Linked DNA regions of Homo sapiens: region 1 is linked to region 2. Evidence: read pairs that join two places in POLR2A ChIA-PET (ENCODE). Cell type or tissue: OCI-LY7. All regions are shown on one strand. Each heading gives the region's core, and the rest is flanking DNA. Links, peaks and the distances in the headings are about the cores only.

What was found. Peaks named below come from ENCODE experiments on the same cell type or tissue, not always from the same donor. Only the 100,000 strongest peaks of a DNase experiment are listed, where the experiment ranks them.
Region 1: POLR2A ChIA-PET joins it to region 2 with 14 read pairs; 3 of 35 experiments call an interaction of 5 or more read pairs at or near these places.

What each region holds. Positions count from the first base shown.
Region 1 is chr4:70,727,663-70,730,582 of GRCh38, forward strand. The region is part of intron 1 of RUFY3 (RUN and FYVE domain containing 3); the gene reads left to right. Among named protein-coding and RNA genes, the nearest start is that of RUFY3, 7.2 kb to the left of the region's middle. In OCI-LY7, for the core only: no CTCF peak of the experiment used is centred there; no DNase peak of the experiment used is centred there.
Region 2 is chr4:70,873,301-70,876,220 of GRCh38, forward strand. No RefSeq gene overlaps it. Among named protein-coding and RNA genes, the nearest start is that of MOB1B, 28 kb to the right of the region's middle. In OCI-LY7, for the core only: no CTCF peak of the experiment used is centred there; a DNase peak (open chromatin) is centred at 1,641; H3K4me3 peaks cover 1,119 bases; H3K27ac peaks cover 1,297 bases.

The DNA.
Region 1 (2,920 bases), core at 279-2,778, 150 kb before region 2:
TGTAATCCCAGCTACTCGGGAGGCTGAGGCAGGAGAATCGCTTGAACCCAGGAGGCAGGGGTTGCGGTGAGCCGAGATCGTGCCACTGCACTCCAGCCTGGGCAACAAGAGAGAAACTCTGTCTCAAAAAAAAAAAAAAAGATTTTTTTAAAGAAATTCACCAATACATGTTATGTATACGCATGTCCACATACGTGAAGGGCAGGGATAGTATTACCTTCAGTATTATTGAGTGTTTAACAACAAAACCAACTATAGCTATGACTCAGTTTATAACACGTTTACCCTTAATAAGTTTACCTAATTAGAAATGTATATGTTAATAAAAATTTTTACACTTTAAAGAGGATTTTTAAAGAATGAAATCCTGACTCATTTGTTGTCTCAAGTGACTACAGATACCCCTTGAATTAAGATGGGGTTATGTCCTGAGAAACTCATCCTAAGTTGAAAATACCATAAAATGAAAATTCACTTAACACACCTACTCTACTGAACTTAATAGCTTAAGTAGCTTAGCCTCTCTTGCCTTAAACATGCTTAGAAGACTTAAATTAGCCAACAGTTGCGCAAAATCATCTGGCAGCACAGTACCCTGTAGCGTATTGGTTGTTTACCCTGATCTGTGGCTGATCGTGTGGCTGACTAGGATGGTGTGGCTGACTGGGAGCTGCGGCTTGCTGCCGCTGCGCAGCATCGTGAGAGAGGATCACCTGGCGTATTGCTAGCTCGGGAAAAAATCAAAATTCAAAATTTGAAGTAGGGTTTCTACTGAACACATATCACTTTCTCATCGTTGTAAAGTTGAAATATCGGAAGTTGAACCCTCATAAGCCAGGGACTGTCTGTGAATTGAAATTAGCCTAAAAGACAGCAGTAGTATCATATTTCAAAAAAGAAAATGTTATTTTGCATATACTGCCTTTACTCTGTAAAGTGTTTCAGACAGATTTTTTTAAAATATAATTTGTGATCTAAGTCCAATTCCTTGTTCTTAAACTAAATGTCCAGCTTTTGGTCTATTTTCTTTTTTCTTCCACATTCCTACTCTCTGTTATCATTTTTCGGATATTTATATGGTTTGAGTGGCAGGCAAGTTAAAAATCGCAATTTAAAATAATTTTTGTGTGCTTTTCAAAGTGAAGCTAAGTTGGATTTTTTTAAATAAGACTTTTTTCCGATTACAAAAGGAAATTTGTTGTGGAGATTTGGATATTTCTTTTTTTTTTTTTTTAAATGAGGCCTTGAGATTTGGAAATTTCTAAGTAGAATTTTGACACAGAATTCAAAATGACTGAAGAAATCTGCTGGATACCTAATGAGTCTCTTTAGAGTTGGGTGGATAAATTAGTCAATGGAAAACTTTATTGCTGTCAATATGGGGTATATTTGAGAACAGTAAAGGAATTAGTACAATAATGGGGTTGATTTGGCAATTCGTGTTTTAGCTACTGTGATGGTCATTAATTTAGAGATAATATAGGATAGTGGTTAAAAGTATGGATTTTGTGGCTTGGACCTGGACCTGGATTCAGTTCCTTACCCAGTACTCAGTAGTCATGTGACGTTGCACAAGTGATCACTTCATGCTTGAGTTTTTTTGTTTTTTTTTGAGACAGAGTCTCACAGTGTCACCTGGACTGGAGTGCAATGGCACGATCTCAGCTCACTGCAACCTCCACCTCCTGAGTTCACACAATTCTCCTGCCTCAGCCTCCTGAGTAGCTGGGATTACAGGCGCATACCACCACACCCAGCTAATTTTTTGTATTTTTAGTAGAGACGAGGTTTCCCCATGTTGGCCAGGCTGGTCTCGAACTCCTGACCTCAAGTGATCTGCCCACCTCTGTCTCCCAAAGTGCTAGGATTATAGATGTGAGCCATCATGCTTGAGTTTTTCTCTCCTCTTAACTGGGAATATTAACGGTAACTACTTCAGAGGTTAGGAGGATTAAATGAGATACTTAATGTAAAGCACCCTATAAATGGTAGCTATTTATATTAGTAGTTATTCATGAAGCAGTAGCTGAAGCCACAGCAGTTTAAGCCGGATTCTTCAATACATTGCCATTTTATTTTATATTTCTATTTTTATATCTATCTTTATAGAGTAGTCTGAACAAGTTATTTATCAGACTAAAGATGAACATTAGTAGTAGCTTAAACTCAAGTTTTAGCATTGTCCTTTCTTGGACCTCTATAAATAAGAAAATAATTGATTAAAAATCCACAAGTTATCAGTTATCCAGGAATATGCATTTTTGTTTCTTTCGTTTTTTTTTTTTTTTTGAGATGGAGTCTCGCTCTTGTCACCCAGGCTGGAACACAGTGGCGCAATCTTGGTTCACTACAACCCCTGCCTCCCCAGTTCAAGCGATTCTCCTGCCTCAGCCTCCCAAATAGCTGGGATTACAGGCACCCACCACCATTTCTGGCTAATTTCTGTATTTTTAGTAGAGACAGGTTTTCACCATGTTGGCCAGGCTAGTCTTGAACTCCTTGAACCTGCCTCGGCCTCCCAAAGTGCTGGGATTACAAGCGTGAGCCACTGCACCCAGCCAAAATATGTGCTTTTCTATTAACCTTCTTTTAGGGATAAGGAGTCTGACATTGAGAGGTGATGCACAGATGATCAGTTGAATGCAATAAAATATACATCTGGCCTGATTAGTTACTTTCCGCTAGGAATTATTTACTCCAAGTGTTAAAAATGTATTCTCTCATTTAATTTTTACAACAACCTTTTGAGCCTAGGTACAACTATTACCCCCAATTTACAAATAAACTGACATTTGGCCAGGCGCGGTGGCTCACACTTGTAATCCCAGCACTTTGGGAGGCTGAGGCGGGTGGATCACCTGAGGTCAGGAGTTCAAGACTAGCCTGGCCAACATGGTGTACTAAAAATACAAAAAAAAAA
Region 2 (2,920 bases), core at 117-2,616:
TCTCAGAAGATGGCCCTAGAGGAACAATCAGTCACCCTTGATATAAGTGGTGGTCGGTTTGGAACAGCACCCTCAAATTCACTCTACTAGTTTCCTTTCCTCCACTTCCCTTTTCCTTCACTCCTGCTGTCTTCGGACTGCGCTCTCTATAAAGTAGCAGCATATAAAATTTTGTTTCAAGCTGTGCTTTCCAGCTGAGGCACACATAGGGACATAACAACCTGATGCAAAGTGTGGTCCTAAAACATTTTAGAGAATAAATGGAAAAACTTGTATATGGACTGGGGTTTTAGATGATACTAAGGAATTATTCATTTTTTTATGACCATGTTATTTTGGTATGCAGGAAGTTTTTTTAGACATGTATGCTGACATACTCAAAGGTGAAATCATACGCTTTAATTCACTTTAAAATACTTTAGCATTGACAAAATAGAGTGAATATGTAAGATGTTTCTCTCTCTACAGCTTTCTAAGACTAGGCTAATGATATTAATCCGTGTCAAATTTTAATTTAGAGACAGGAGGCCCAATACTGATTAAAAGTTAAATAGGATAAATTAATGTCAAATTTTATGTATTTTCCCTGCTTTCCAGTCATGTATCATTAATCGCAAATTTATAGAAATTTTTAAAAGAAGAAGGGTTTATTATTTTCATACATGTGAAAAATATAGTCTGGGCTTGGCGGCTTATGCCTGTAATCCCAGCACCTTGGGAAGCTGAGGTGGGCGGATCACCTGAGGTCAGGAGTTCGAGACCAGCCTGGTCCAACATGGTGAAACCCCGTTTCTACTAAAAATACAAAAATTAGTCAGGGGTGGTGGTGGATGCTTGTAATCCCAGCTACTCAGGAGGCTGAGGCAGGGAGAATTGCTTGAACCTGGGAGGTGGAGGTTGCAGTGAGCTGAAATTGCACCACTATACTCTAGCCTGGGCGACAGAGTGAGACTCCATCTCAAGAAAAGAAAAAAAAAAAAAGAAAGAAAGAAAAGAAAAATATATATGCAAAATATATGCATATGTATTCATATGTATATAAAAACTAAAGCCCAGATTTATAACAAACCACTGAGGGGCTGGGCGTGGGGGCTTACACCCGTAATCCCAGCGCTTTGAGAGCCTGAGGTGGGTGGATGACTAAGTCCAGGAGTTTGAGACAAGCCTGGCCAACATGGTGAAACCTACTGAAAATACAAAAATTAGCTGGGTGTGGTGGTGCATTATTTCATGATGGTAAATTGCTTTCAGCAGTAGAAGCAAGCCTTTTTTTTTAGACGGAGTCTCACTCTGTTGCCCAGACTGGAGTGCAATGGCGCAATCTCGGCTCACTGCAACCTCCGCCGCCCGGGTTCAAGCGATTCTCCTGGCTTAGCCTCCTGAGTAGCTGGGATTACAGGTGCGTGCCACGATGCCCAAATAATTTTTGCATTTTTAGTAGAGACGGAGTTTCACCATATTGGTCAAGCTGGTCTCGAACTCCAGACGTTGTGATCCTCCCACCTTGGCCTCCCAAAGTGTTGGGATTAGAGGCATAAGCCACCGTGCCTGGCCCTCATCCATATTTTTATCAGAATGGAAAGTGATAACCAATTTAGGGTTCAAAGGAACAAAGACTTCAGCAGTCTGCATGGAGCTTACAGAGCATGAAAACGGACACCTCTTTCTCATTAAAATGCATCTTTCACTTCCTTATTTTTTTTTCCCAAAGTAAATACAGTTATGTATCTGTTGAGACAGAGACATATAATTATCAGGATTCTCTCTTGGATTCAGTAATAAGACTATGGGCTGGGTGGGATGGCTCATGCCTGTAATCCCAGCATTTTGCGAGGCCGAGGAGGGTGGATCACTTGAGCTCAGGAGTTCAGGACCAGCCTGGGCAACATGGCAAAACTCCATCTCTACAAAAAAAAAAAAAAATTAGCCAGGTGTGGTGGCTTGCCCTAATCCCAGTTCCTTGAGAGGCTAAGGCACGAGAAACCTTGAACCTGGGAGGCAGAGTTTGCAGTGAGTTGAGATCCTACCACTGCACTCCAGCCTGGGCAACAGATTGAGACCCTGTCTCAAAAAACAACAGCAATAATAAAAATTTAAAACAGTAATAAGACTATGTTTTTGTAAGACTTCTGTGGCTTACGTTGGAAGCAAAGTTAGGTTGCTTTCCCTAACCCTTATTTCACTGACCAACAGATAATGCTGTATAGATGGAATTCTTTGTTCTTCTTAATGTTAGTATAGGGATCTGCTATAATTTGTGAGTTTTTTTTTTTCTTTGAGTCAAAGTCTCGCTCTATCACCCAGGCTAGAGTGCAGTGGCGTGATCTTGGCTCACTGCAAACTCCACCTTCCAGGTTAGAGCGATTCTCCTGCCTCAGCCTCCTGAGTAGCTGGGATTATAGGCGTGCACCACCATGCCCGGCTAATTTTTTGTATTTTTGGTAGAGACAGAGTTTCACCATATTGCCCAGGCTGGTTTCTAACTCCTGACTCAAATGATCTGCCTGTCTTGGCCTCCCAAAGTGTTAGGATTACAGGGGTGCACCACCATGCCCGGCCAAGGGATCTGCTATAATTTGGATATTTGTCCTCTCCAAACCTCATGTTGAAATTTGATCCTTCATGTTGGAGATAGGACCTAATGGGAGGTGTTTGAGTCATGGGGTAAATCCCTCAAGAACAGATTAATTCCCCACCTTGGGGGTAAGTAAGTTCTCACTCCATCAGTTTCCCCAATAGCTGGTTGTTAAAAAGAGCCTGTAAAAAAAAACACCCCCCCCACCCCACCTCTTTCTTCCTCTCTTGCCACGTGATCTCTGCACATGCCGGCTCCTCTTTGCCTTCAGCTGTAAGTGGAAGCAGCCTGAGGGACTCAGCAGAAGCAGATACCGAAACCATGCTTCTTGTACAGCCTGTGAAA